Regions from separate parts of the Homo sapiens genome. Here region 1 is linked to region 2. Evidence: chromatin loops called from intact Hi-C (ENCODE). Cell type or tissue: PC-3. All regions are shown on one strand. Links, peaks and the distances in the headings refer to the core of each region. The heading gives the core; the rest is flanking DNA.

Region 1 (15,505 bases), core at 7,581-10,080, 140 kb after region 2:
TCTGAGGACTTTTTTTAATTCGTTGATGGTGTACATAGAGAGGTTCTATTTCCCGTCTCTCTCCCTGTCTTTAGTGAAGTTGACCTAGTTGTGTGAAGAAAATCATTACCCAGTGCATCTTCTATTAACAGCCTGCAAATTACCCTGTGCCTCTGGAACCAAGTCTGCACTTGTTGTAGATTAGAATAATGATAACAACAATTACATAATAAGAAGATGAGTAACAGCTATCTTTTTTTTTTTTAGCACTTCCTATGTGTCCTAGCTCTGTGCTAAGTCCTCTACAAGTTTTATCTCATTGAATCTTCACTACAACCTTAGGAGACTTTTTTTTTTTGGCTACTGCACATGTCAGTCACCTGCACTCAACAAACAGGTTGCCCTCAGTGGCTTTGATTTGCCCAATATGATTATCCTCAAATACACACACACACACACACACACACACTAGTGTGCACACACACACACACACCTCTGACTGCATCAGGGATGCACCCGGGGCCCAACAGCAACCATTGGCAAGCCAGCAGTTCATAGGGTATCAAAAAACAAAACGCTTTATCCACATTAATTCTTGCTTTTAGAAAGTTCAAGTTGAGAAAATAGAGGAAACCTGTTTTCCTCTATTTCACCGTAGAAACTGAAGTTGAAAGATGAGAAGCCAGAGAGTCCATGGCGAGCCTGAGTGCGTTGAGGTCATGAGTTAAGTCATGGATGTGAGTAAGCCAAAGCCATGAGGGAGAGAAAGGATACCTGGGGTGAGGGAGAGAAACTACTTCATGAAGGAAAGAGAAGCAGATCAAGGGGAGGCCAACACTTGGAGAGTGGTATTAATAGTCACATGGGTGGTGAGCACTAGAGTAAAGATCCACACATTCCTGCCCTGGGGCCCAGTTCCAGTCTCTGAAAGGCCCCCATGCCCTGCTCCGCAGAATGGTTCCTACTCTCAGCTTTCATGGGATGCCTAACCCTCATGAGGCCTCATCAAAACCTCATTACCAGAGTGAGCCTAAAAGAGTCTCTGCTCCATGGGACCCCAGGGACAGTGTTCCCATGTCCAGATAAAGAAACAGATTCAGAGAGGGAAAGTAACTTGCCCAAATTGCCACAGCTAATTGGCAGAGCAGAAACTTGAACTAAAATTAGTGTGATTCTTTTTTTGAGACAGGCTCTTGCTCTGTTGCTCAGGCTGGAGTGCAGTGATGCAATCATAGCTCACTGTAGCCTCAAACTCCTGGACTCCAGATATCCTCCCTCCTCAGCCTCCCAAGCAGCTGAGACCACAGGCGTGTGCCACCACACAGGCTAATATTTTCTTTTAGAGATGAGTTCTCACTATGTTGCCCAGGCTGGTCTTGAACTCCTGGGCTCAAGCAGTGCTACCACCTTGGCCTCCCAAAGTGTTGGAATTACAGGCATGAGCCACCATGCCTGGCTCACTTAGTGTCATTCTAAAGCCCTCATTCTTAAACATACTGTTTATTAAAGCAGCAGAAATTATCTGCTCAAAAATATTTGCTCAGTCTATTAACTTCTCCTTACCTTGAACACAAACACAAGGGACATACGACTTTCATATCAATAAGCCAAGTTATTTGGCATTATTGACATGTTGTTAAATCTTACAGCTTAACAATCTTTAACATAAGAGGACTATTGCTTTTGAGTGGACTGCACAAAAATAGTTTTTCCACCTAGTCAGCTATGGGGTGGGTAGGGAGTGAGAAGCAGCAGGGATACTTTAGGAGATGATAGGTTTATATAGTTTTGTCCAAGAACTGGTTAAAGCCTTGCAGGTCTGGGACCTGATTATCCATTCACTCAGGGAGTGGTCCTGGGAGAACTGCGTTATGCAAAAGAAACTCCCAGTAATCATTAGGAAGTAGATTGCTGCATATCTAGTTTTCGGTAGTGGAGGAACAGAGCTGGGTGCCTAATCAACTCTAATTGTGGTCCTCTACGTAGAATGTTCTCTCCCAAGTGCAGTGGCAAGGGGAGTGAATTCAGAACAATTTTAATGAGTACCTAGAAAGTATGAGGCTTCATGCCTACAGAAAGCGTAAAGGTCAGAACGATAGTTATACAGGCCTGAAGCAGGTTGCTTTCACTGTGACAGCAGGAAATCTCTGAGGCTGCAGCCTCCTGGTAAATACAACAGCCCTTTCCCTCCAGAGATCCTCTCTCTGTGTGTACATGCCTCTCCTGACTTGCCCTTGCCCCAGGTCTTGTGCAGAGGACAGAGGGGACCCTCATCTTTCATGTCGCTTCCCAGCAAGCCCTTGTGTGTCCTGTGCCAATTGCAGCTGAAGATATTTCATTTCCTGATATTTGCCAAATCACCTTTTACCTAGTTCCTGATATTTATTCTGTCAAGATGGGGCACAGCCATGACCCGAGAGACCAGACAGACCCACACAGGCAAGACCGATTAGGCAAAGCCCAGTAAGATGCAACAAACCCCAGTGGCATGTCCCATGAGGGTTGGCAGACTGACAGTGTCACAGAGTCCAATAGCAAAGATCAAAATCAGCCCTGAGGGCGGCCTGAGTTTCCCCAGATCATCACCTGTATTCATCTTCACTATCCCTGTATCCATATGTCCGCTAAACCATTACAGAACACTTCTTTTTTAAAAGTTCACTTTCGAAATTAATTAAATAAAACTTTACATACTTATAGTCTATGAAAAATGACAACCACTTATCAAAATAAAAGAAAGAAGCTTTAAAAATAGATGTAACGATTAGGGTAGAAATCGTTTGTCGACTTTTCTTCTAAAACCGCAGCTCATTGCCACTGGGGCCTGCATCGCCTTGGCCTGGCTTGGGGCTGGAGTGTCTAGGCCTGACCAAGAGAGTCAGCCCTGCTTGTGGGTCCTGTTTCCACCACATGTGGTTGAGAGACTGCGGAGAGGTGACTGGAGCCTGCTTGGGCCTCATTTCCTTCCCTGTCAACTGGGGATAACAATAGCACCTGCCCCTCAGGGCTGCTACAAAGACTGGATGGAATATTGCAATGCAAGCACTCAGCATGAGGCTGTGCACATATTACACCCTTTGGCAGTGCTGTTCATTTTTCCAGAGTTTTCCCTGTAAGTGCCCTTGTGACTATCGATCACAATCTGTATTTGGGAAATGTGGTTTTTATAGGTAAGACCACAGTTCTATTTGAAATAGAAGGCTTCTAAGAAACGGTGAGAAAGGTGTAATTATAGTGTGAATATAGCTAAGGACGAGAAATAGTAAACTAGAACAATGGTCCATAGGGATCAATTAGCTAAAACAAAATGCTTCTTTATGAAGAGAGCCCAGGCCTGCCTCCACCAGAAGGCATTGGCCAGGTTCTTCCAGCACAGCTCATCACCTCAACAGCTCTTCAGAGAAACTTTAGGTTATTAACAGCACAGGCTAGAGGCAAATCAGGTCTGTTTGAGTCCAGAGTCCAGAGTTCTCTGCCCCACCTGGCACAGCATCAGCCCTAGGTCAGGGATTCCCAGGTGCAGCCAGAGGTGTGGCTCTCCGCAGTCAGGACCCCTCCCAGCCAGACAGAGAGTGCACTTTATGACAAGTTCCCAGGCTCTGCACAGCCACCTGCCTTTATTCTGCCATGGAATTTTCCCAGATGAAACATCCACTTCCTATACACCTAGTGCCTGCCGCCTTGACCTCCTCTCACTTAGATCCATTTCCTTGCCTTCTCAGTACCCAGCTTCCCTCTACACGCCCAGAGTTTATTCACAGTGTCCTTTCACCCTTCTTCCAGGACACTAATCTACCTTTCTCCTTTCCTCTCCTTCCCTTCCATCTTCTTCCCTCTCCTTTCCTATCTCTCATTTTCTTTCTTTCTCTCCCCTCCTTTCTTTCTTTCTTTCTTTTCTTTCTTTCTTTCTTTCTTTCTTTCTTTCTTTCTTTCTTTCTTTCTTTCTTTCTTTCTTTTCTTTCTTTCTTTCTTTCTTTCTTTCTCTTTCTTTCTTTTCTTTCTTTCTTCTTTTCTCTCTCTCTTTCTCTCTTTCTTCCTCTTTCTCATTCTTTCTTTCCCTTATTTCTTACTTTCTTCCTGCCTTTCTTTCTTTCTCCACAGGGTCTCACTCTGTCACTCAAACTGGAGTGCAGTGATGCAATCACGGCTCATTGCAACCTCAAACTCCTCAAGCAATGAGGCTCAAGCAATCTTCCTGCCTCAGCCTCCGAAGTCACTGGGATTACAGGAGTGAACCACTACAACTGATTTCTCTTTCTTTTCTTTCTATCTCATCCCACCTTCTCCTTCCCTCCCTCCATTCTTCCCTCCTCTCCTCTCCTTTCCTTCTTCATAAATGTTTATTGAGCTCTTCCTCATAGGCTAGGCATTATGCTAGGACTTACAGTGGTAATGGAATCCTTGTCCTTATGGGATTTTTAGTCAAAAATGGAAGACCAACACTAACAAATAATTACTCAAATAATTAAATTATACCAGCCACAATACTGTAAATAAGAGATCTAAGTGGGCCATATTCTACAGAACTCACTGGACACTTTCCACATCTGATTGTCTTATTGCATGTACCACATTGTGAATACCTCAAAGAGCAGGGAGTATGGCTGCTTTGCATTGTGTCTCCAGTGTCTAGTACAGAGCCTGGCATATACATAGTGTGCTCTCAATCATTATTTGTGACATAAACAAATAAGACACTTTAAAATATAACTAGTGTTAGTGCTAATATGACCTGGGAGTCATGAGGGGAAGTCAGAGGTGGCAAATCTCCTCTTTCTTCATCTCACCTTTCCCCCTTCCTACCAACAGCCAAATAGATGCCAAAGGTGTGACGTGTCATGGAATGGATGAAGGCCAAGTGTTATCCTAGATTCTCTGCCCTTAGCTCTCCCCATCAGGAAACACACCCAGGAATGCTCTTCTACAAACCCCTGGCTTTCGGAGAAATAAGGGGACAATCACTCTGCCCAGTTTGTGTCTTCTTTGGCATGGATGCATTTTCACTCCCCTCACCATGGCTGGATAACTGTCTTCCAATTCACACCCACTTTGGGATTTTTATTCTGTCCACTCAATTATGTAGGAAGCAGCAGATTATTGAAAATCATGTAAATATGATCAGAAACTAGTCAGAAAATAATCAAATATGAAAAGAAATGAGTCAAAAATGGGGAGTGTGACTTTGGTAGTAACAGAACAGAGAAAAGAGTCAATATATTTACTCCATCACATTTTCACTTCAAACAGGGAAATAATAACGTATTGAAGGATGGGAGGAAACAAATGAACAAATGAAACAAAACCCTCCAGTTATAGCAAAGGCATCATTTTAGAGCTGAGTGGTGAAGGATCAGAGTACCAGCATCCGTCTTCCTTGTTACCAGGCCCTCAGGAAGGTGTGCAGAAGCCACAGGGGGTGAGGAGGCCACAAGAGAAGCTTGGACATCATGCAAAGAGATGGCAGGCCTTAAGCTGTCCTTGGATTTGACTTGGCTCTGATAATAATTTGTCCAACTTGGCAGTGATATGACAATAAATTCCATGGATGTGAACAGCACAATGCATGCCAAGAAAAGTTGTTTTTTGGCAGAATTACCCTCATTGTTACTGTGTGCTGGGCAAAAAAAAAAAAAAAGTGCAAGAGATTCAGCATCTCTAACTTTCTTGCTCAGGACACAGTCATTTCTTTTCTCCCCAATACACAGGGGAAGGAGGCTGGTGAGGTTACCTTCAACACACTGTGTGCATCCCAATGAGCATGTCAGAGCTAAAAACTGATGGATGCTCAGCCCACTTTAGGACAGGCAATAGCTCAGTGTGCTAGCTCATAAACTGAGAACTTTATCTTATCAAGGATATTAGTGACCTCCCAGTCAAAAGCCCTGAACTAGTTCAACTCCACTGCTTGCAGGGTGAGACTGAAGTCAAGACACAGGAAATGACTTACTGAGAAAACATTACTAAGTTAGCAGCAGAGCCATGAACTGCTTACCGGGTACCTTCTTTATTGCCATTGCCTTGCTGGTAAGTGCTCAATAAATGTTAGCCATCATGATCATCATCAATATCATTATTACTTTTATGTGCTCATCACACACCCTGTGGCAATTAGATGGCATTTTCCCACTTTGTGAATACAGAAACCAGGAAATTTACCCAGGGTCCCACAGCTAGCAAGTGTCACAGCAGGCCTGGAACACAGGTGTGCTGACTCTACCTCCAGTAGTTTTTCCAGCCCTCATCCTGACTGTCCTGTGATCTGTGTATTGTGAAGCTATGAGTCCAGAAAGACCCTGTAGATGCAAAAGTCTAGAGAATAGCTCTTCCAACACTGTCTTCATAGAAGCTATGCTGTTGGGATGCTCCACAGCAGACAACATAAAAGTTCTCTTCAAAATGAGCATTTTCTTCCTCTCTGTTGAGTGCACAATGGGAACGGTGCTGGAAAGCATAAGCAGTTCAGCCATGATGCTGAAGAGGTGGGCAAAGGGCAGGTTCCAGGAGGCCCCATGTCATAACAAGGTGCTTGGGTTTTATCCTACCAGCAGAACCTTTGATGGGGCTTAAGTAAAGGACACCGTGGCAAAAATTTGCGCTTGAGATATTTCACGCTGGCGGTTGGGTGTAGGATGGATTTGAGAGGATTGGAGGAGAGGCAGAGAGAACTGAGAGGAGGCCGCAGCTTAGGTGAGGTGGTCTGAGGAAAGGAGTAGAGGGGCAGATTCAGGATTGACTTGAAATCAAGATGAAAAAGAGGGAAAAGGTGAGTCTCCAGTTTTTAGCTTTGATGACTGATTGGGGTAAGAGTAGAAGAAGAAGAGTTGGATTGAGGGCAAGATGAAGAGTCCTGCTTTAGACATATTGAGATAGAGGGGCCTAAAGGATATTTTATCCTTGATTCCCTCAAAGGAAGGCCTGGGACAAAGGTTTTTGCATGGGTCATTTATCTGGGAAGTGATCCCAAGAACAGGAGAGAGGGATCAGGGAGGGTGGGATAAAGGAAAATGGAAAAATGGAAAGCCAGTAATGGATGTGTATCATATTGGTCACTGCCACAGGACAGTGATGCTGGACCCCTGGGGCCTCCAAGAAGCATTTACGCTGCATTTCAGGACTGTCCACCTGAGAGAGATAAGAGGGAGAAGCGGTTATCCACTGATTCTTGTACTTCAGTAATCCTGATTCCACATGAAGTGTTATCCCAACCCCCACCCCCAATCTGGGTTGCACACGCCCAAGTGTTAGGCATTTCCACAGGCAACCAGAATGACTAGGCATCCAGGGGCATCAGAGAAGCCCCAAGGCACGAAGCGTGGTCTAAGCCAATTGTTGAAAAAAGTTACTGTCTGTGTAAATTGAGTCATAGCCAGGGTAGAACCGCTTGCCAGAGCCACTAATGGACTCAGAAATGAGGCCAAGAGGATATGAGAGGGTGCATAAGAGACACCCAAGTCATGGGACCTCCAGGTGGGTCTGTCCAGGTGGCACATATGTAAATCATCTAAAGTTCTGGAGAGAGACTGGGGCTGGAGACAAAGATTTGGCAATCATCAGTATCCAGGAGGTTGTTGAAACCATGAGGAAAGTGTGTCAAGTGCCCAGAGCAGTGAGCTGAGGAGGAATCCTGGAGGACCCTGAAGGACTGAGCAGAGGAAAAAAAGCCCACGGAGGCACAGGAATGGCCAAGGAGATGTAAGCAGAACCTGGAAAGGATGGTGCCATGGGAGCCAAAGTAGTAGCAGGTGACAAGGAGATTAGCTGAAGGTCTCCAGTGCATCACACCATAAAAAAAATCCCACTGCGTTTGGCAATCAGGAGGTCTTGGGTGCCATCACCGAGAGGAAGCTCAGTACAACTGTGGTGTTAGAGGTCAGAAAATATTGGCCTGAGGTATGAATGGGAGGTAGAAATCTGAAAAGAATAGTGCACCCTGCTTAGTCACAAGGACTGCCCTTGAACAGGATGAGGGCAGTGAAGGCATGAGCACAGGGACAGAGAGAGGGCAGATTTTAGGTCAGAGAGTGAGGCACTGAAGGGGATCAGGCAAAACAGCCTTAGTTTTCTTGGTGAAGCAATATTCTGTGCTGAAACTGTAGTAGTACGTGAACTAGAACTGGCCATCCTCCTTCTCCTGCTGAGAGCTTTCAACCTGAGGACCGCAGGAGAGAGTTGGGCTAGTACTCAGTTATTTCTATCAGTCATTCAGTCAGACAGTCCATATTTACTGAATAGTAACAATGTACAAGGCCTTATGAAACTGGGGACAATACAAGATGACTGCGATTTATTCCCTACTTATAAGGAGCTTTCAAGCATAGGTCCTGGGAATTTGTTACAAACCAGAGGAAGCTAGAAACTGGACTGGGTCAGGGATGCTGGCCTGTGTCCAGAAGTCTATTCATTTATTCAACAAATCTACTGAGGGATTATTATGTGCCAGGCACTGATCCATGTGCTCAAAATATATCAGAGAACAAAACAGACAACAATCCTGGTCTCATGGACCCTATATTCTAATGGGGTATATTTGTCAGGGAAGTCTAAGTTATGCTGTATTAATAAGTGCAGAGTATCAGTGGCTTAACAAAACAATGCTTTATTTATTTCTCTTTTACACAAAATCCATTGTGATTCTACAAGGCAATTGTCTTCCATGCAGTGACTCAGGGGCCCAAGAGGTTTCATCTGAGGTTCCTTAGTTGTGATGGCAGAGGAAAGAGAAACCGAAGAACTTCCCATGGGCTTGTAGGTACTGCAGCTTGGAAATGACTCACAATGCTTTCTCTCAGGACTAATCACATGGCCTCGCCTACAACAAAAAAACTAGCAAATGTGAGGAAGCACATGGAATATTTGGTGAGTGTTATTGTTTCTGCCACATGGCAGGAAGCAGTCTATAGGCTAAATAAATAAATCAGTTACATACCATATTAGAAAGGGATGAGTGCCATGGAAAAAGCAGAGGAGGGTAAGGAGGATTGGCTGTGTTGGGGGAAGAAGTGGAGGGTGGAATTTTTAAATCAGGATAGTTGCTGTGGCCTCAATGAGAAGGTGGCATTTTGAGAAAAGCCTTCAAGGAGATGAGAGAGCCAGTTGAATCTCTGAGAGAAGAATGATCTCAACAGAAAGAATAATCTGTGCAAAGGCCCTGAGGCAGGAAGATGTCTTAGAGAGTGAAAGAGGTAGAAAGTGAGGTTGGAAAGGTACGGGGGGAGGGGCAGGGAAGGTGAGGAACAGCATGCAGATTGTGTATGGCCTTAGAAGCCCTTTGTCAAAACTTTGGCTTTTACTTTGAAAGAAAAGGGATGCTGCTGTTGGATTGAGGCAGAGGACATCACGGCCTGTCTGAGGCATTCATGTGATCACCCTGGATGCTCTGTGGCAAATAGGCTGTAGGGCAAAGTGGCTGCAGGGAGAACCAATAGAAGGCCATTACAGTCATCTAAGTGGAAGACAATGCTGGCTTGGACCAGACTAACACTGGTGAGAAGCAGTTGAATTCCGGAAAGTTTTGGAGGTCTGTGCCCTCACGTGGAGTTTCTGGAGCTCCCTTGCTTCATCAGTCATGACTTGTTAGGTCACAACAGCCCAGAGCCCCTGAAATGAAATTATCTCTGAGCCCATGGTGGGCTTGAGGGGAGGGGAGGGGCAGGAAAGGTGTCTTGTGCCAGGTGGATTCTCAGGTACAGCTTCCAGAGCATGGGGACGCTGCCTCAGGAGTGATCACACTCACTTCTCACTAGACCACAATTCTGCAGTCTCTCCACTGTCTTAAATCACGGAAATGCACTCTGAAGAGCAAGGTGGACAGACTGAGGCCTGCAGAGTCCAGGTGACTTAAAAATCCAGAGTCAGAGTCAGAAAAGGAGCCCCGGTGGCCTGTTCCCAGTGGAGAGCTGCTGCTTCCTTCCCTGCCCTTCCCTCCCGTGACCCGCTTTTGTCAAGATTAAGGTACGTGGGAGAGGGGAAGAGGGGCAAAGGAAGCCTTTCCTATTCTCTCATTCCCACCCCACTCCTCTGCACTTGGCACAGGCTTTGGGAGTCTCTGCACTCCAACAGAACTTTCTAGGTCTGGCACTATGAAGGACATGGAATGTATCAGGATGTAGAGCAAAATGGCCCATGCGGTGGTCAGAGATGGAAAGCACAGACTTTAGTATCAGAAGAACTGTTCCAATCCCAGTTTTTTCACACAAATCAGTTATGGTACCTTGTGAGGTTACTTTACCTCAGTGAATTTTCATTTCCTTGTCTGAAAAATGGGGATAATAAGCCTATCACATAGGATTGTTATAATAAACATAATATGTGTAAAATGTCTAGCTCAGAATAGAAGGATGTGACAGATCCTGTAAACTGGTTCATTCAACATCTATTCTCAAACACCGTCTTCTTTGCTTTTCTCTACTAGCAAGGGTCAAAGAGGAAATACCCAAACTCCCAGCTTCCCTGCAGCTGGGGTTGGCCACAAAACCCAGCTATGACCAATGAGACATAAATACCTGTCCTTGACTTTTCCAAATAAAAAGGCAAAGCTTCTGAGCAGCAAGTCCTTGCTCCTCTCTCTGTCTGCCCCCCTCTCTCTTCTTGCCTGGAACTTAACTGCGAGGCTGGAGGTAGAACAGCCATCTTGATGTCATGAGGCAACAAGCACAAGGTTCACAGGCTAAGGCTGATGAAGTGGCAGGAGAGAAAGAGCTAGGGTGCTTGATGACATTGTTGAGCTTCTGTTTTACTCCAGGGCCACCTGGCCAGGAGTTTATTGTTGTGTGAGACAAGTACCTCATTGCTGGTATTCACCTGTGTTTGTTAGGTCTCTGCTATTTGAAACTAACATAATCAATAATAGCTATCAATATGGTCATCATCATCATTATATATGTTCTCCTACAACTTCAACAACCTCTGGCTCACAGGTGTAGATTTTATTATCTAATTGGGGAGCCAATTAAGATTTATTAATCAAACCTTTAAAGTAGCATTTCCCAGGGAGTATTCCAAGAATGTTGGCTCTTACAGATATTAATAGGTCTTCTGAGAAAAAAAAAAAGCTCTATTGTCAAGTTAACAAATGATGATACTTGGCAGAAATCTTTATAACAGCAGTTTTCGAATTGGTATACTATTTGAGGGCTTTCCAAAGGATTTTAAAGAATCAATTACAGATCCTCAACTATGATAAGTATACTTTCCAAAAGTAAATATGTGTGATGACTCCTCCTTATGGTCCTCCTCTCCCTCCTGTTCCCTCATTAGGTCCATTCTCCCACCTCACAGAAGAAAATCACATCTCACTGCTGGCCAGACTTACCCTGGGGCACTGCTCCAAGGTGGAGAAATCTCTGTGCTACAAAGGAACAACCCCAGGCTGGCTACGGTGGCTCATGTCTGTAATCCCAGCACTTTGGGAGGCTGAGGTAGGCAGATCCCTTGAGTCTAGGAGTTCAAGACCAGCCTGGGAACATGGCGAAACCCCATCTCCACAAAAAAATATAAAAATTAACTGGGCATGGTGGTGCGCACCTGTAGTCCCAGCTACTTGAGAGGCTGAGGTGTGAGGATGGCTTGGGCCTGGAAGGCAGAGGTTGCAGTGAGCTGTGTTGGTGCCACTGCACTCCTAATTTCTTTTTTTTGTTTGTTTAGTTTATTATTATTATTATACTTTAAGTTTTAGGGTACATGTGCACAATGTGCAGGTTAGTTTCATATGTATATATGTGCCATGCTGGTGCGCTGCACCCATTAACTCATCATCTAGCATTAGCACTCCTAATTTCTAATGACTGGGAAATAAATCTATGTGCAAGTCATGTGGTGTTCAATTCTTTGCTTTCAACAGAATGGAAGGACGTAACTGAATTGTCAGCTGATAGATCGTTTAAAATATCTTTATGGTAAATGGCTATGTTATCTTCGTCTTATATCTATGAAATAGTTTAAACTTGAGTGTCAATGCTATGAATTCCATTCCTACCTACTTACTTATGTGAACACAGCTTCTCAATGTTTCTATCTGTAAAAATAACAAATAGAAATAGAATGGATACTACACCCTGTCTCATTCTAGCAATAAATAATTCACTCATGGGATGCAAGAAGCAGTTGAGAAAAAGTGCCACTCAGCTTACCAATAAATGTGATTCTAATAAAAACTTACTTTTTAAGTTTAATAATTATGCATAAAATTTATAATATTCCTCTGTTGTTTTGGTTAATTCTGTGCTAATCATAACTAAATTCAGAAAAAATTTAAAACACTTGCAGCATTTAATTTACATATGTATTTTTTTGTTTTGTTGTAGAGGTAGAAAAGTATAGTAGAATGATAAATAAAAGGTTTTCAAGCATTATTATTTTAGAATGAACTTCTGTGTAGAAGTGAAATGGAGAAAAATGATGAAAATGTATATTAAAGAGCTTGTTTATATAATTTTAACTAGATGATGGATCTCAAATCACTATAGTTGGTGTCAAATTGCTGTGGTATTTAGAATTCTTTGAGAAACGTTTAAGAGCTTTATTTTTATTTATTTTTTTAATTTTTTTGAGACAGAGTCTCACTTTGTCACCCAGGCTGGAGTGCAGTGGTGCGATCTCAGTTCACTGCAACCTTCGCCTCCTGGGTTCAAGCAATTCTCCTGCTTCAGCCTCCCAAGTAGCTGGGATTACAGGCACAGACCACTGTGCCTGATTAATTTTTGTATTCTTAGTGGTTTTGCCATATTTGCCAAGCTGGTCTTGAACTCCTGACCTCAAATGATCCACCCTCTTTGGTCTCCCAAAGTGCTAGGATTACAGGCATGAGCCACCGCGCCTGGCCAAGAGAGTAATATAAGAGCTTTATTTTTAAATGGTACTATTTATAATATGTTCAGAAATTACCTCCTTTGCAACCATCTCAATGTATCATAAAATTTTTAGATATTTAAGTTAAAAGATGGATGAAAGTATACCATTTTCAAATTTTATGGAAGGGTATACGGGCAAAGATTTGGAGATAAGTGCTTTACAGGATCTCTTTTCATGAACAGATAAAAATGTCAAGTAATCAAGAATGATATTGTGGAAATAGTGCTTCTACCAATAATCATTTGTTCTTCTTTAAAAGACTAGTTATAACACTGCCTTGCTTATTACACATGTACCTGGAAAACCTTTACACACAGACCATGCAAAGACAAACCTCTCTCACTTAATCACAAGTAGATGTTTAGAATTCAAAGTTATTAATCTATTAATCAGATTTCACCTAACTGTGTGAATAAGAAGATAATACACGCAGCTATAAAAAACAATGAAATCATATTCTTTGCAGCAACATAGATGCTGCTAGAGGCCATTATCCTAAGCAAATGAATGCAGGGATAGAAAACCAAATACTCCATGTTCTCACTTATAAGTGGGAGCTAAACACTGGGTATTCGTGGACAGAAAGACGGCAACAATAGACACTGGGAACTACTATGGGGGAAGAGAGAGAGAAGGTCAAGGGTTGAAAAACTACCTATTGGGTACTATGCTCACTACCTGGGTGATGGGATCAATCACACCCCAAATCTCAGAATCATGTAATATATCCATGTAACAAACCTGCACATGTACCCCTGATCTAAAATAAAAGTTGAAAATTTTTTAAAAAAAGAAAATACAGTCCATAATAAATAGCTTCAAAGAGAAGTACATTTGAAGAACAAAATACAGAAAAAAAAGAGGATAAGGCTCATAACAAAAAGCAAATTAAATATGTTGCCAGTGAGGCTGAAGAGAAAAAATAGGCAATGGCAAAGGGATGATCGCTACACTTCCCACCCCAGCTGTCTTTTGTAGACCGTATTTTCTATTTTTAAGATACATATGTTGGGGCCCTGCAGTTCTAGAAAGAGATGGAAAAGGCAAAGAATAGCAATCAAGAATAATAAAGAGCTGATTTTGAGAGGCCTGGATACATCTTAAAGCAATATATTTATTACAAGATTTATGTTTCTGTCTAAATGTAACAGGAAGTCAAATGGCAACCCAAGGGATGTTTTAGAAAGAGCCAAACTTTGAGGAGGAAATTATTTAGGGTACATTAGGATGTATTTCAGTTCTTTTGAAGGGATTAGCTTTAGTAAAGGATCTTTGGTGATCAAAATTCCTGCTGAGATTTCTTCCACTATATAAAAGAAGAAATAGAATAAAAGGAAAATAAAATTTGAGGTTAAAATGGCATTACTGGGCTGGACCCAGTTGCTTATGCCTGTAATCTCAGCACTTGGGGAGGCCCAGGCAGGCAGATCACTTGAGGTCAGGATTTTGAGACCAGCCTGGCCAACACGGTGAAACCCCGTCTCTACTAAAAATATAAAAATTAGCTGGGTGTGCTGGTACATGCCTGTAATCTCAGCTACGCTGGAGGCTGAGGCAGGAGAATTGCTTGAGGCAGTCTGGGAGGCAGACATTGCAGTGAGCAGAGATCATGCCACTGCACTCCAGCCTTGGAGACAGAGCAAGACCCCATCTCAAAAAAAAAAAAAAGGTCTTACCCCTATTATAAGATGATCAAATTGTAGCTTGAAATAATTCTAAAAACTAAAGACAATTCTTGGTTATGAACTTAATAATAATGGATGTTTTTAATACTATTATATCAATAACCCCATTATTAACAATATTAATAACTGAGTATTCAGTTTTATACCTAGTTTTCAAGCTTCATTTAAGCAGGAAATCCTAAAATCTCTGGTAGAGGTGTCAAAATGGTCTAAAGGCAGAGGGATGTGGAGAAGACATGAATGATTCACAGTAGAGATTTTTCAAGTGTGAAAATTAAGGAGCCAAGTGAATATAGCAGGAAAGTGGATTTTTTAGTTCACTCAAGAAAGAACAGATTGCTTGCTTTTTTTCTTTTTTCTTTCTTTTTTTTTTTTTTTTTTGAGACAGAGTCTTGCTCTGACGCCCAGGCTGGATTGCAATGGCATGATCCCAGCTCACTGCAACCTCTGCCTCCCAGGTTCAAGCAATTCTCCAACCTCAGCCTCCCAAGTAGCTGGGATTACAGGTGAGCACCACCACGTCTGGCTAATTTTTGTATTTTAGTAGTGACGGAGTCTCACCATGTTGCCCAAGCTGGTCTCAAACTCCTGACCTCAAATGATCCACCTGCCTCGGCCTCCCAAAGTTCTGGGATTACAGGCGTGAGCCACTGCGCCTGGCCAAGGCTTGTTTTTAATAAAACAAAACAATTATCTCAATTGTGGTCCATTCCAACATCATATATTAAGTGGTGGTACTGTGGGATCAAGTGTAAGGCTCTTCTTCATTAAACTTGCCCCTCCTTCTGCATCTGTGAGTCCACAACCTGCACAACTGCACATGGCAGCCTTAATCCACTATCACCCATTCGCCTAAACTAGAAACCTGAGACTCGTCGTTGATTTCCTCTCATATTTTTCTTATCCGCTTCTCTCACTCCTGACTGCTTCTGCCTAGTTCCCAAGCTGCTCCTGGGAGTGTTTGTCTCCTAGCAAAGAGCTCAATGAACATG
Region 2 (15,505 bases), core at 6,014-8,513:
TTACAAGAGGAAATATCCAATAGTATAGGGAAGGTGAGCAGGAGTGCAGGATCAAGGGTGGGGAGAATGAGATATTTGCTGACTGGCAGCACTGGTAAGATGAACCATTGGTGCCGAGAATGATAGGGAATAATGTTAAGCCTAGACTTTTTTGCAACAATGTCGTAGGAAGAAAAAGTTTTAATTCATTCAGGATCGTTGTCAGAGAGGAGCCCAGAATTCCACAAGAACTACCCGTGAAGGAGAATTTCCTTTGGGACTTTGTTTTGCTTTGGATCAAGTTTATTAGGAGTATTTTGGTTGCAAGCAACAGAAATATAATTTAAACTAGTCTCTTGACTTATATGATTAGGATGGCCATGCTAGTAAGGGCTTCAGGCACAGCTGTATTCAGGAGTTCCAAAGATATCATCAGGCCATTATCTTTCACTCTGTCTTGACTTTGCTTAGCTCTCTCAGCTTCATTCTCAGACATGCTCTCCCTCACCATGGTGGCAGAGGTAGCTATCAGTACTGGGTTTCTGTCATTCTCACAGCTATGGGTGCCTCTTTTGCCATACTTCTAGCAGTAGTGAGTACCAAGGAGGGACCTTGACCAGCCCAGATTGGATTGCCTGCCTGAATCAGCATGGCCAGAAATATGCAGTAGACAATAAGCAGCATCACTTTGGCTAAGGCCTGTTCATGTGTCCCATGAGAGAGGGTAAATCCCACCAGAATTACACAGAACGGGTTCCCCATGGAAAAAGGAGGGGTAGTGTTACAGCTCTTTTAGAATTTGTCTAGCAGGTTTCCTCTTTTCACTGGAAGACTCCCCACATTATGTAATAAATTTTAAAAATGAAAAAATAATAAAAAGGAGAGGTGTTGGTACCAGAAGGAGGGAAGGAAAGAATGAGAATGCCAAGCAGATAAATTTTCTAGGTACCAGAATCCACTAGTTTAGACATTCTTCATTTGGAGTCTATTAAACTTGAAAGGTTGGAAATTAGATTCTGCACAGTTACATTGACTACCTACTTCAGGTTTGGTGTCATGATCCAGACTACCAATAAGGAACATGTGGAGAGGACAAGGATGGGTAGCACCACTTTGGGATCTGGTGGGCAGCTCTTGGCCTGAGGACCTCATGTTGAATCCCCAGGATCTACAGGAGTAGTTCTTAATCTGGAGACTATGAATAGACTTCAACAGATCTGTGAACTTCTGTCATTATTTGCAAAATTGTACATATGCACTTTTTTTGTTGGAGAAAGGATTATGTTTTCCATCATTATGTCACAGGACTCCATGCCTACCCCCTTCCCTGGGCCCCTCTTGCTTAAAAACCGTTGCTTCAGACTTACTCTAATTGTTTTAGACTTGGCTAGCTTAATCTTACACATTCCTTTCTTGTCTTGGCTCAATTAGTAAAGTGTAGTGTCCATGATAAGCATAGCTCCTTATGGAACAGACACAGTGACATCAGTGGCTGAGCATGTTGCATTAAATTATATGTTGAGGTTTTTAGGCACATATGTAAACTTTCCACAATCATAGTTGCCATTTACCTAATGCCAGGCTCTGTGCTAAGTGCTTTACATGCATTCTCTGAACTCTATATTTATACACATGATTATAATTCTGTGAACCTCAGATCCACCTGCTGGAACCAGCTCCTTCCAGCTGCCTCTCCTGGAACACTGGATACAAATTCTGAGTTTTTCCTGTCGCCTGTGTCTGCTGTGGTGGGTCCACCTCTCTCCACCTTCCCGCCCACAGATGATAGCATCATAAAATCAGAGTGTTGTACAGGACCCATAAGATCATGCTCGTCAGTGGCTTTCAAACTCTGCTTTTTGGTTTTCTAGCTCAGGGACTCGCGAGGAGGAAGGATGGATAGGACCCAAGTCCCTTTCCTGCTTCAGTCGCAAAAGTTTTGCTGAAAACCACTCATCCGGGACAATACAAGAGCTCACAGATAGATGTCAGGCTTGAGGTTGAATACAGGTTCCTACTACTTTACTTACTTACCTGCGTGACCCTGGGCAAGTTGCCTAACTTCTCTGAGCCACAGTTTTCTTATCTGTCAAATATCCGCCTCAAGGAGTTGTTAGAGGGACTGAATGAGGTAGTGTCTGTGAAGTCCATGGCCCAGTGCCTGGCACTTAGTCAGGACTTAGCAAAGGTTAACTGTATGTAACTAATATATTGTACAATGTGACTCACCAGTCATAGTTAAGACTCAGCTTCATTCTTGTCTCCCACTGTTCATTTAAAGTTTATTCAGGGAGGTATGTTGTACCCTATTTCCTGATAATAACTTGATCAGGCCCATGACTTTTCTGGTTACTTTTCTGGTAATGAGAAGTTCTAAGGCCACTTGAAGTCAGCCTGCCTCTCTCTCTCTCTCTCTGTATCTCTGTCTCTCACTCACTCTCTCTCAGCACGCACACACACATGCACACAGGTTCATTTTGGAAATTTGAAATGCCCTTTTTGGTCTATAAACAGTCAGTATTCATTCCAAGGGAGGACTTCCCTCCATCCAGCCACCAAGGGCCACTTCCCCCTCCAGTGGCCTCCAGCTGCCCACTGCTCAGGTCTCTCCAGGTTGTGGGGTCAGGGGGAGTGTGCAGCAAGTCGTTACCTGACTGTGACTGTCACATCTGATGCTAAGTTATCTGAGCCTGGCAGACAGGGAAAGGGGACTTTTTTCTCTCCTGGCTGCCTCCATGGCCTTCTCCAGGACTCCTCTGAGGGGCCTTGCTCTGGGCCCCCCGGGATTTGGGTGGTTCTCTCCTCCTGCTGCTGTTGCCATCCCTCAGCATCTTCTGGTTTCCAGTCGGACTCTCTTTGGGGTCCTCTCACTCTCATGCCAAAGCCCTCTCGGGGAGAACCTGTTGCAAAGACACCCAGGCTGCCACTCTGGGTGTCCAGGGTTCATATTCCTTTCACCCTCCCCTCCACCATGGGGCAAGGGGACAGTACTCACTTTCTGATGTGGCATCCACCCTGCTGGTTTAGCCAGCGTCAGCTCCCTCTCACATTTTGGTTCCTGAGGGAGATGCATATCAAACTCACCACATACAGCTTTTGAAACCCTTTTCTCTGGGCTGGAGAAGAAAGGCTGAGCCCTCTCCATTCCACCCACCTTGGAAACCGTAGGAATCAGAGCATTACCAAAGAATCTTACTCACAGAATCCTCCATTGCTTTCCACCGTCCTGACCTGTTTGTGTCCTCCTTCTGGGTCTTAGAGCCATCTTCTTAGAAATTTCTGCATAATGATCAGATCCCTTGCTTTGGAATTTCCCATCTGTTACATCTTGAGGTGGTGGAAACCTTCACTTTCGCATCTTAACCTCAGACCCAGTGTGAGACACTTCCCTTCTTTTAACACTCTAAAAGTGGTCCTTCATCTGGTGAGGAGCTTCCTACCTCCATCTCCCCTCCTTCCCTCCCATATCATCCCATTCAGATTTTCAGCTAAGTTGGAGTTGTTGGAAAGATGCTGCTCCCTCTGAGCCAAACCTAGCTTCCTGTGACGTTCTTTCTCTCTAATGGGATCTCAGGAGAGAGAGAGAGTGAGAGTGAGTGTGAGTGTGAGTGTGTGTGTGCGTGCCTTGTCTGGGAGAATTGGACATTGGAAAAATGGGAAATGTTTGGGAAAATTGGAATTCTTTCCTGGGCCTCAGAGATTCCAAAGCGAAGCTTAGACACCCTGTTATCTAAGCCCACAGGGAAACTTTTGACCTGTGTATCTGGGTGGGTTTCCTCTACCTGCATACCAACGTGCACCTGTATAACTCCAGCAGAAAGCTAGTATTTGGAAACTGTGCTCATGCCATTTCTCATGCTCATGACCCTAACATAGTTTCTCTTGATCTGAGAACGTATTTGCTGTGCTTCATGGAAGCATTTTGATCAGGGCTCCATGCAGAGTTTATGAACTCTGCAAATTCAAGCCTTGCAGAATGTATCCTACCTCCCTCCAAAGACCCACCCTCACTTATGTAGGTTTTCTTTCATGCTCATGTGACATTTGGAGTCAGCATATTTCTCTGCCTTCTCTGGCGCCAGCACTGTGAACTCAGCCTCCCTGCCAACGTGCCCTCCTTTTTCATGTGTGGTTGGACCACTGTGATGTTGGGTCCTGTAACAATTAGGTCACTCGCTGAGTATAGACCCCCCAACCCATGGTGAAGCCAGCGTCTCAAATGAGCAAGTGACACATGCTGGGAAGATGCTTGGGTCAGCTAAAGTTGGAGTCTCTCTGGGTGCAGTGGCCTAAGAATGTATTAAATGCATTTTGGGTAGTTCCATCATGTACTAGTCTCTTGGCAAGACTGAACATTATATATCCAGATGTGGACCTGATTTATGTCCTCATTTTTACTGGCTGCTTACAAAGATGGCAAGATACAGCTCCCTCCTTTCCTCCCCCAGACCCATCATATGAGGTGATATTAGAGACAGAAGCTCAGATAGCAGAACTCAACTCCCCTGGGACTGTTCATCTATATTCTCTTGGCCTAAAAGCATATGGTGATTTGCACTGGCCATTCAAAGATCTAGATATATATTTGAAATAACTAACAGGCTCTTAGCTAAAGCATACTTTTTATATGTATACATTTTATAGTAGGGAAGTGGCTTAGTGTGGGCAGATAGACTAGAGTTCAAACTTTCCTTATCTATTGAGACACTTTGAACATGGTTACGGTTAACCTTTCTGAGTCTCAGTTTCCTCATCTGTTAAATGGGCATCATATCATTTGCCTCACAAGATAGCTATATTAAAGGAAACACTGCACATAGTGAACTTAGCCAGTGGCCCATCACATAATACATGTTCAATAAATGGTAGCTATTACATTGTTTGCATTTAACTATTATGATGATTTCTAAAAACCTTTAAAGCCTTGGAAAAAACTAGCCCCATTCCTCAGCCTGTTTTTTTTTAATCAAATAGGAATTTGGGAAAAAATCTAAATATGTGCAATGATCTGCTTTTAAAAAATAACTATCTTGTGAAACTCACTAGTTCTTTATAGTATCAAAAGTGATTTTTGGCTGCTGAGGCAGCATGGCACAGGGACTAACAATAAGGCTCAACCTGCCCAGCCTCAAATCTATACAAAATACCTTTGTAACCTTGGACAAGTCGCTTACCTCTTAAAGCCTCAATTTCTGCATCAATAAAATAGGGATAATACTGCATAGGGTTATTGAGGTGATTAAGTGAAATAGTCTATATGAAATGTTTAGACTATGTGTGGTTCACAGGATGCAAATAATGGTGGCTGTTATTTTCCCAGCACATTCCGTTTTACAAATAAGAATTTGCAGAAGACCAAGCACAGTGGCATGTGCCTATAGTCCCAGCTCATTGGTAGGCTGAAGCCAAGGATTCCCTTGAGCCTAAGAATTCGAGTCCAGCCTCCGCAACGTAGCAAGAGCCCATCTCCAAAAAAAGCTTTTAAATCAAATTTGCAGAACACTGTTTTTTGTGATAAATGGATTTTATGAAGACATTTCTATATGTAAGAAGTTGTTCTTACTGTTTTGTTCAAAAAGAAGAAAATTTATATCTGGTTTGCTTATAAATTCCAAACTGTAGCACATGTGAAAACAAGCTACATCAACTAAACTTAACTTTCTATTTTTTTAGGCCTTGCCTCATTTTATTGTTAAGATTTAGGTAAGTGATATTGCCATCAGATAAGGAGAAAATTGTGTATTATTTTTACAAGGACTGAAAATATGCAAACAAACTATGTTTAGATAAATGCTCTCAATTGAGGTCACTTTATTTTGCTGTCTTTCAGTAAAGACTAGTATAGTTGGCACCTTTGTGCAGCCCAAGGAGGTCTGGAAGGAGGGTTGCATAACCTTCCCATGGGTGGAAAAGGAGGAGGAGGCAGAGTCTGAACTAGTGAGATGACCCAAACTGGTTACTGAGACTTGGTCAGGTAGGTGTGGAGAGCTGACCCGTGGCAGAGGAGTTTGTTCCCTTTCACAGGGCAGCGCAAGTGTTTCTTTCAATAGCTCCACCTCGGTATCTGTCTCCAGGCAATGGACAGTCCTAAGCGGGAGGAGCTCAGGCCCTGTCGTGCTGAACCCCTGTCAGTCTCATTAGAGATGGCACCATGTTCAAGAGGCCAAGAAGAGACCCAGAGCCAGCACACGTGACATGGGGTTTTACTGCAGGGGAGAGTCCAGTGGTGGCAGGCTGGACAAGATAACTGCATGGCCCAGCAGTTAAAGAGCCCTAAGGTTCAGGATCTTTCACTGGCAACATCCCATTCCAATGCCCTGTAGCTAATGTGATATTCCTAATTTTGTATGATTTTTCTAAAGAGGACCCCCAAAATTGTATAAGGCTTAGAACCCACAAAAACGATCTATCCATGGGTCAGGGACACACACACTCTGAGCCTTCTGCCTTGTATGGTTGCTAGGGTGCTAAAACTCACATTTGATTCTCCCTTGGGAATAGGCATTGCCTGTGTATGCCCCTTCTGTAGCTAGACCTGCATTCCCTAAGAGGACACCTAACCCTTTCCGTGAGGGGGAAGCGAGGCCCAGCGAGGAACTGCTGTCCAGGCATCTTCCTGACCACCAGATGCCATCCTCAGGGTAGAAAGGGCCCCGTTTGTGCAGGAAGGGAGGGCAGGCACTCAGACCTCCAGCAGCTTGCTTTGTGGTTTCTCAGAGGGAGGCCCTACAGAGGAGACCGGGTGGGAGGGAGCCCCGTGTGAGGCTTCACCTGGCTTCAGAATTTCCCCAGTGGAAAATTCTCCTGGAAAAAAAAAAAAAAAACACCAACATATATTCTTGAAAGTGTATCATCTTTGGCAAAACCATAGCTGTGATCTCAAGTTTGAGGAGAATGAGCTGGCCGGCCTTCAGGGTTGTGCTGATTAAGCCCTGCTTATGCTCCGCCGTAATCACATTCCCTCCCTCTTACTGTGCCGAAGGGCTGGGCTGCTTTGCTCATCAGCCGAAGTGAAATGTATTGAGAAGAAGCAGGAGCGCGGAAAGACCCCTTTGTATGTGAATATCTTTCTAGCACTGTGCGAAAATCAGGGTTTGAAAATAATTTCCCCTTTCGGTGAAATGCGAGCCAACTTCGCCCCCTAGAGGAGGACCAGAGAATTGTTTAAAATGAGCCCTCAAGGGCATTTTTATTGTTCTGATTGATAATTTGGAAAGATTGTCAGCCTGTAATTAGGTGGGACTTTGAAAGGGGCTTGTCTATGAGGGCATTGTTTAGGGGTGTGTGTGTGTGTGTGTGTGTGTGTGTGTGTGTGTGTGTGTGCGTGTGTGCCTTGTTTTGTTTGAGTTTTTGCCTTGAGATATTATTGTAAACTTAGGGTTGAATACTCTTATAGCTATAAAGAATAAAATGGTTTAAATGCCACCAGGCTTAAGGCTCACAGCTGTTACATTTATAGTGGACTTTTTTTTGGCCAGATTTTCACCACTACGTCTAGTTACAACAAATCATTGTTAGTCTTGAGTTTCCTTTCACTCCTTGGGGTTGTGGCAGACGTAAAGCCCACTAGAAAGCAGGAATTTTCAACCACAAACTGGATATGTATTAGAGATCCTAAATTATAGACTTTAGCTATGTCACCCACATTGAAATCTTTTTGATTTAGTCCTGCTAGTTTATTCGCATCGTTTCATTTACACCTGCTACTAACAACTGCCAGATTCAGTCACAGGTTGACTAGGTAGTAGTTATTTCACTACTGCTTCCTATACTTTTTGTGTATTTTTAAAAGAAAAATGCAAAACAGGCAGAAGAATAAGGGTTGAAATATACAAACCTTTCTATGTATTTCATCTTCTGTTAAAATATGATCTTGTTCTAACACCTTTGTTAAGCGTTTGTTGATTATTCAGCTGCTTTTAATTACCAAATCTGACCCAATTACTTAGCTTCTAATGTGTTCCCTTTATAAACAAAGCCTTTATAATAAAAATCTTATCTACCATCTTTTGTCTGTAGGTAAATATGTTTATCATCTTCATTGTTCTAGATCTTCATCCCTCAAGTGCAATATACAATCATAGTGTTTATATTAGTAATAATTTTAATGTTTTTTTTCTTTCTCTGCTCTTAGAAACACTGAACTGTACTTCAGTATTTGATGGCATGGCATTGTTAAGAGATCGTTACTCGTGCATCAGCTTAATCGCCTACTGGGGGCTGTTTCCCTTAGAAGGATGTGAAAAGAAAAGAGTGTGCATACATTTTATAGATTATTATAAGTTATTTTTTCAGTGCTTGACAGGGGCATCTAATGACTATTGATAATATTCTTATATATTTTGTCTACTTTAATTTTTATGTATTCTTATATATTTTGTCTAATTTTTCATCTCATGCAAGGAAATAATTTTTTGACAATATAATCTGTTGCTTTTTGACCCAAGTGTTTGGAAACTAATTGCCTGAAATACCAAACAGGCTTTGTTTGGAGAAAGACGGATATATTTTTCCCAGGTCTAGTTCCTGGACGATTCCTCTGTGTTCTTGCTACTTGACTCACTCTGACAAAGTCCAGAGGTGATAGTGAGCCCTGGGGAGCTGCAGTTTCTGCTAGACCAGAGTAACTCCAAAGCACAAGCAGATTGATTGTTTTTGCATGAACACCCATCTTCCTTGCTTGTGGCCATAGCCACCACCCCGGTTATTGAAGGAGAACACACACACATATACACACACGCATATACACACAGCTGTTAGTACCTTTCTGTCTTCTTGGACATCTGTTCCCTTTCCACTGTTGAAAGTGGCCATTAATCTAGTGTTGAGACAGTCTCATTCATTAATGGTCCCTCAAAGTCAGGTAATTGCAATGCTGAGCAACATCAGGATGGTATCTAAGTTCCCTCTAATTTCAGAGCATTTTCAGGCTTTCATTATTATTCACAAATTATAATACGCTGAAGTTTAGACTCTGCTGACTAGGACAGACAGAGGAGAAGGGTAGGCTTTGGAAGTGGGTACTTGGGATAGGTCAGAATAAGGGTTCGTATTTTTAGTAAGAGCAATGTTTTGGAGACATTTTGATAGAATTTTATGGTAAATGCCAAGAGATGCCCCACCTCTTTCTCCTGGTCCCCCAGCTGCAGCTCACTGGCTCATTTGTCTTTCTCTACGCACCAGACTATTCCCTGTCTACCTGGAGCACTGCCTCCAGGTACTCATTGTTGCACCAGCCTGTGTATTTCATATCCCTTACCACAATCCATATTTTCTTGTTTATTTCTTTACTTGAGACCTTGATCTCACACCTAAACTACTGGCCCAGAATATACACTCAGTATTTACTGAGTGAATGTGAAGGAGTGAACGAATGAGAAAGCAAACAAACAAAGGAATATATTCAGAGGCATGACAGGAGCAATGCCGTTTATAACCACAATTTAAGGTGAAAGCCACTAAAACAGCAGTGCAATACTAGCATGTCAGTGCTCAAGGCTTGTTAGCCTGACATGGAGTTCACACTCCATCCTTTGTTAGACTGCAAATTGACAGAGCTTCTTAGACAAAAGTTGTTAATATAGTAACAATCTTAACATATTCTTTTAAATGGATAAATTATTAATATAAAAATTAATGGTGGAAAGCCAATCAGTAATTCATAGGGTGGGAGGGGGGTGGATTTGGAATTATAGCAAAATTATAAAAACAACCTAAAATTCTCTAATAAGGACATGCTTGTGTAAAATGGAATTTGTAGTCCCAGCTACCCTGGAGGCTGAGGCAGGAGGGTTGTTTGAGCCCAGGAGTTTGAGGCTGTAGAGCTATGTGATTGCACCACTGCACTCTAACTTGGGTGACAGAGTGAGACCCTGTCTCTTACCAAAAAAAAAAAAAGTGATGGATATTTATTTCTGTGGTATCCCTACCAAACGTGCATAACCTGCATCGAATCAGGAAAAAACATGTGCAAACCCAAATTGAGGGACATTCCACAAAATAACCAGCACTTACTCTTAAATATTAATAACATTAAAAACCAAGACATACTCAGGAAGCATGCCAGAGTCAAGAAGACTAAAGAGACATGACAGTTGAACATAATGTATAATTTTGTATTTTCTTTTCCTGTAAAGGACATTATTGGGATAATCACCAAAATCTGAATAAGGTTGTAGATCAGATAATAGTAAAATATCAGAGTTAATTTCCTGATTTGACTAATTGGTGTGGTTATATATGAGAATTCCTTATTCTTATTCATAGGAAGTATACACTGAAATATTTAGGAGTAAAACTTCATATTGATTCTCTCTCTCTCTCTCTCTCTCTCTCTCTCCTGGGAGGGTAGGGTGTTAAATATAGTAAAATGTTTACATTTGAGGAACCCAAATCTGGGTGCTTTGCGACTATTCTCTAAGTCTGAACTTATATCAAAATAAAAGTTAAAACATGATGCTTATAAAGACTTTATAATCACATAGGGAAATGCTTTTGCTAGAACGGAGCAAAATATAAAGTTGTGCAGCAGAGTATAATTTAGACTACCTTAAAAACTCAATCTGATCAAGGTTTCCTTTGATTTTTTAAAAAAGGAAGAACAAAAACTCCCAAGAAAATATTAGAAGGAAATATAACAGCATGTTAACTTTTACCTTCTGTTCACTTTAATTATATTTTACAAATTTTTCACTAAATTGCATGTATTTTGTGAAAAATTAGGGGAAAAAAATTAGGGAAAAAAACTTTAAAAAGAGATAAACGCTAATGCTCAAAAATCTGAGTGAATCTTACTCTGCGTCTTTACCACCACATACCCCATTCCAGTAGAAGGATGCCATATATGTATGTATGCATGTAGAAGGTATATATGTACATAAATACATACTCTTTTAAACTTTTCTCTTGTTTTTCTTTACTTTTTGTATTATTTTCCCTCAAAATAATTTCTTGTATTTTGAGGGAAATCCTGTATTGGGCAGGATTATAAATGAGATGACCTCTTAAGCCTCTTCTAGCCTTACAGTTCCTTGCCTTCCTTTCCAGCTCTTTGGGAATCAGCACCTCCTCAATCCAGAGGCTGTGCTAGCTAGGTACTGAGTACGTAAGGATGGTTAAGCCACCCCACTTCATCTTTTAGAGATGTTTCAAGTCCATGGGGTAGGCAGATAAACAAGTCAGTGATTACAATCTTGTGTTAGGTACTGGGCAAATGTGGCAGTTCCTACTGTGGACAGCCTTGGGTTGGGGGCGGTGGTGGTGGTCAGGCAAAAGAAGGTATTGATCTGTAGCCCTAGAAAGTTCAGTGAGAGCTTGCCATTTGGAAAAGCTAGCAGAGCATTCTAGGCTAAACATTGCAGCATATCTAATGTATGTTCTCACCAAGACCCACTGGAGTATCATTCTGGAGGCCCTGAACAAAGAGGCCAGAGTCTTACAAGACCTGGGAAGCTCTAGGTCCCACTGGGTCTGCTTTCCTGGGTGTGGGAGAGAGTGGTCTGACTGCAGGTGGCAGGAGTTGCTTTCTTTGGTCCTGGAGTGGAGCCGTGATTAAACTCAATGTCCCCATTTCCCATTTGCAGGATCACTGAGAGAGTTTTCCTGATTGCCCCTGCCTCTCTCCCTGCACCCTCCCTCACCCGACAGAAAGCGGATGGTGTGCACATACCCTCAGGGAGGGTAAGGGACTAAGGGTTAACGGGAATACCTCGTTGGAGAGTTTGCCGATCTCGGATATACCCTGCTGAACTGTTGGAAATGTGTTTTATTTATTTGGAATCATAAAACCAAAGAGCCAAGTCGACCTGCACTTGACCTTGCAGGCTTTGTAGATACTTCTAGGGACCCAGAATTACCCCAAAGCAATGTTGTTATTGAACAAGATGCCCCCTGTTTCCCTAGACAGTAACTCATCATTGAACCATTTGCCTGGACCCATTATCCATTCCCTTCATGAGAGCCTGAGGACACCAATACATAAGGTTTAAATCCACCATTCAACAAAATCAGACAGAACAGAGATTCAGGATGCTACAGCTGAGTGAGGTTGGAAGCCTCTCTGTTTATCTTGGAAATCTTTTAAACTATTTTAGAGCATGATTTTTCACTCAGTTATTATTTGTATCTTAAAGCTGTCTCATAGGTTGTGAAGAAGATTGCCTGAACTGAGAAATTCAGGGCGTGGCACAGAGTAAGCATTCAATAACTTCCAGCTGTTATTCATAAATATTGACCAGCACAGTGTATAGAGAGGGAACACTAGACTCTTGGTCAGGAAAACCGACCAAGGTCTAATCCCAGCTTTACCCCAGAATCCTAGAAGTGAAGGGAAACTGATCTGGAAAGAGGTCTTAGAAATCTTCCAGTATCTAGCACAACTTTATTTCAGAAACTTAGACCTAGAAAGGCATAGGAGCCCTGTTTGTTACCCACAACTTAAATGTTCTCCTGCACATTTTCAAAGCAAGAATAATAATCGCACCCCCATTATAGGATTGTTTCAAGTCAAGGATGAAGCGAGTTGGTGTACATGAAACTCTTGAAGCAGAGTCCTTAATACATATTAGCTGGTATTGTTATTGTGGATTCTCTGTTTATCTTCCCCTCCTATTTGACTGCAAGGATCGAGACGTGTCCTCCTTGCTTACTGTCATGTCCCCGGCATCTGGCACAGTGCCTTACTCAGGAGGTGCCCAGTCAATGTTTGTTGAATAACTGAAGAAAGTATCTTGCTGAGGATCAAATTTAGGCCAAGTCTGAATCAGAATACGAGTTCTAACACTAAGGTTCAGTATTTCCACACAGTTCTACATTAGCTTTGACTTTAGGCAAGTCGCTTCATTTCTCTGTGCCTTGGTTTCTTTGCCTTGAACACGATCCATCAGGTTTTTCCTGGTCATGAGCAACGTGTGTCTTAAAGCTAAAGACACACATCACCCGTCCATCAGCCTTTTCGGGCAACCCATGTTTGTGCTCCACTGGCCACTAGGTGTCGTGGTTGGTCAAATATCAGAGAAAGCAAAAAATAAATAAAAATAAAAATAAATTGAACTGATTGACCTACCAACCTACCAAATGATGGGAGTGAGCTTATACAGTTATTGGAAGCTAGTTACCTCTGGATGAGTTGGCTGAGTTGCCTTGGAAACTCAGGGAGTTGCCCAGGATTTGCATGCGTGGACTTTGAAGCAAAGCATAGATTAGAGCCCACAGCTGTACTCACACCAGCTAGCACCTTGGACTCACTGGAACGTCACAGGGCCTTGGTTTCAGTAATGTAATGCATGTAACATGCTCAGCACTTCGCCACAGTGAAGGAAGAGCACTACAAAGTTAGTGGTTATGAGGGCTACTTCTGGTATTTGATACTGTAAAATGCTGCTTTTCTGTTCCTTGCCACGCCAACTGCTAAAGCTTTGAAGGCTTTCTGCCTTGCTCCCTGCTTTACAAAGCCAAATTTTTAAATAGCCCCTTAAACAGTAGAGTGGACAGGGTATCAGTATCAGGTTAAAAGGGCAGCCTAGAATATTTGGAGGGACACCAGAACTCCTTGGAATGTCACTGTGGAGCTTAGTCAACACAAAGCAGAGTGTTTTATACATGACTGGGACCCAGAGTGGAGGGAAGTGAGTGAGCATTGTTGAAAAATGGCCTTCACTGAAATTGCTCAAGTAAGGGTTTTCTTTGTTACATGGACTGTCATTTAGATCTAGGTGCCTTCTTTTTAAAATAATTTGGGGAAGCTTCTAGGAATAACAATGACTAGTATTTATTGCACACTTACTATGTATAAGGTATTATACAAAACATCATACTTGCATGATTTCATTTAACTCTCACAGCAACTCTTTGAGGTACATATAGTTCTTATGTCCATTTTGTAGATGAGGAAATTGAGGTGCACCAAGATTATAATAATTACAGCCAACAGATATTCGCAGGTCACACAGGGAATGGGTGAAAGAGTCCGAACACAAACCCAGGCCTACCTGATTCCAGAATTCGTTTTCTTAATGGCTACACTGTATTGTCTCCCACAGTACTTTGGATGCAGTTAGGCACTTGACCAGTGTTTACTGAGGTGAATAGTTCTCAGACTATAGTTAGCCAACACAGAGAAGACTGCCTACGCAGGAACCATAGAGATCTTGACACTCCTCCCACCCAAAGCCACATGCCCTCTGGCCTCCATTAGTACTGTGGGATGTATATGCTGTTCCATGTGCTGGATTTCACCCCTAACTTCTTAAAACATTTTTTATTGTTGTATAATAGTTGTGCATATTTGGGGGATACATGTGGTATTTTGATCATGTATACAATGTATAATGATCAAATCAGGGTAATTGGGCTGTCCATCACCTCAGACATTTATCTTTTGTTTGTGTTGGGAACATTGCACATTTTTTTAGCTGTTTTGAAATATACAATAAATTGTTGTTGACTCTAATTTTTCTACTGTACTGTCAGATACTAAAACTTATTCTTTCTCCCTAACTGTATTTTGGGACCCCTTAACCAACTTTTCATCCCCCCCTTCCCTTCCCAGCCTCTGGTAACCACCATTCTAGTCTCTACCTCCATGAGGTCTACTTTTTTAGCTCCCATACATCACTCCTAACTTTTTGTTGGTAATAAGGTATTCCTCCATTGGAGCAATCAGGAAAAGGCAAATGTTTTTAAGACACGCTTCCACAGGGAGCATCTTAGCTGATTTTATTTGCTTCATGTTTTTCTCTCAAGGACTTTTTTGGGTGGGTTTGTTCTATAGTTGTATCCAACCTCATCTTTCAAGCATCTAAAAGCCAGGGCTGACAGGTTACCAGGGATGAGCCCAGCCCTCTCTGCTGTACTATCAATGTGTGCTCCAGTGTGCATATAGCAGCCACTCAGCCCCTGTCCAGCATGCTCCCCAATCCTGACACCAGGCCAATGCCAAGCTGTGTGAAGAGCAGAGAGGGGTCTGCTGCCCAGGTTAGCGAGCTGGCCGCTGCTACCAGCCAATAGTATTTCATCGTCATGGCGAAATACTAGGTCTGAGGAGGGATAGCAGGACCCAGGCCACATTAATCCTTCTCCAGGTGTATTAGTTCAGTCCCAAGGGTTTGGTTGTTTGTTTATTCTAATGTGTTGCTGCAATAGGAAACCCAAAGCTAGGGCTGGACGCAGTGGCTCACACCTGTAATCCCAATACTTTGGGAAGCCTAGGCAGGCAAATTGACTGAGGTCAGGAGTTTGAGACCAGCCTGGCCAACATGGTGAAACCCCATCTTTACTAAAAATACAAAAATTAGCCAGGGGTGTGGTCGTGGGTGCCTGTAATCCCAGCTCCTCGGGAGGCTGAGGCAGGAGAATTGCTTGAACCTGGGAGGCAGACACTGCAGTGAGCCGAGACCGTGCCACTGCACTGCAGACTGGGCGACAAGAGTAAAACTCTGTCTCAAAAAAACAAAAAAGGAAACCCAAAGCCAAACTAAAACCTCCTTTTCAGACCTGCGATTCTGAGCACAGAGACTCGTTTATGTAA

The links. A loop is a pair of places that touch in the nucleus more often than their neighbours do. Peaks named below come from ENCODE experiments on the same cell type or tissue, not always from the same donor. Only the 100,000 strongest peaks of a DNase experiment are listed, where the experiment ranks them.
Region 1: it touches region 2 in a loop (2.1-fold over the local background); 3 of 110 quality-filtered maps call a loop at or near these places.

Annotation. Positions count from the first base shown.
Region 1 is chr1:67,619,922-67,635,426 of GRCh38, reverse strand. LOC124904197 (a long non-coding RNA gene) reads right to left here. Exons shown (of 2, transcript XR_007066160.1): 2 at 8,556-8,788. Among named protein-coding and RNA genes, the nearest start is that of GADD45A, 58 kb to the left of the region's middle. In PC-3, for the core only: no CTCF peak of the experiment used is centred there; a DNase peak (open chromatin) is centred at 8,756; H3K27ac peaks cover 1,923 bases.
Region 2 is chr1:67,757,904-67,773,408 of GRCh38, reverse strand. The region is part of intron 2 of GNG12 (G protein subunit gamma 12); the gene reads left to right. The region is part of intron 1 of LOC105378781 (a long non-coding RNA gene); the gene reads right to left. It also overlaps the pseudogene RNU7-80P. Among named protein-coding and RNA genes, the nearest start is that of GNG12-AS1, 67 kb to the left of the region's middle. In PC-3, for the core only: CTCF peaks have their summits at 6,909 and 7,108 (motif pointing left); a DNase peak (open chromatin) is centred at 6,958; H3K4me3 peaks cover 928 bases; H3K27ac peaks cover 1,007 bases.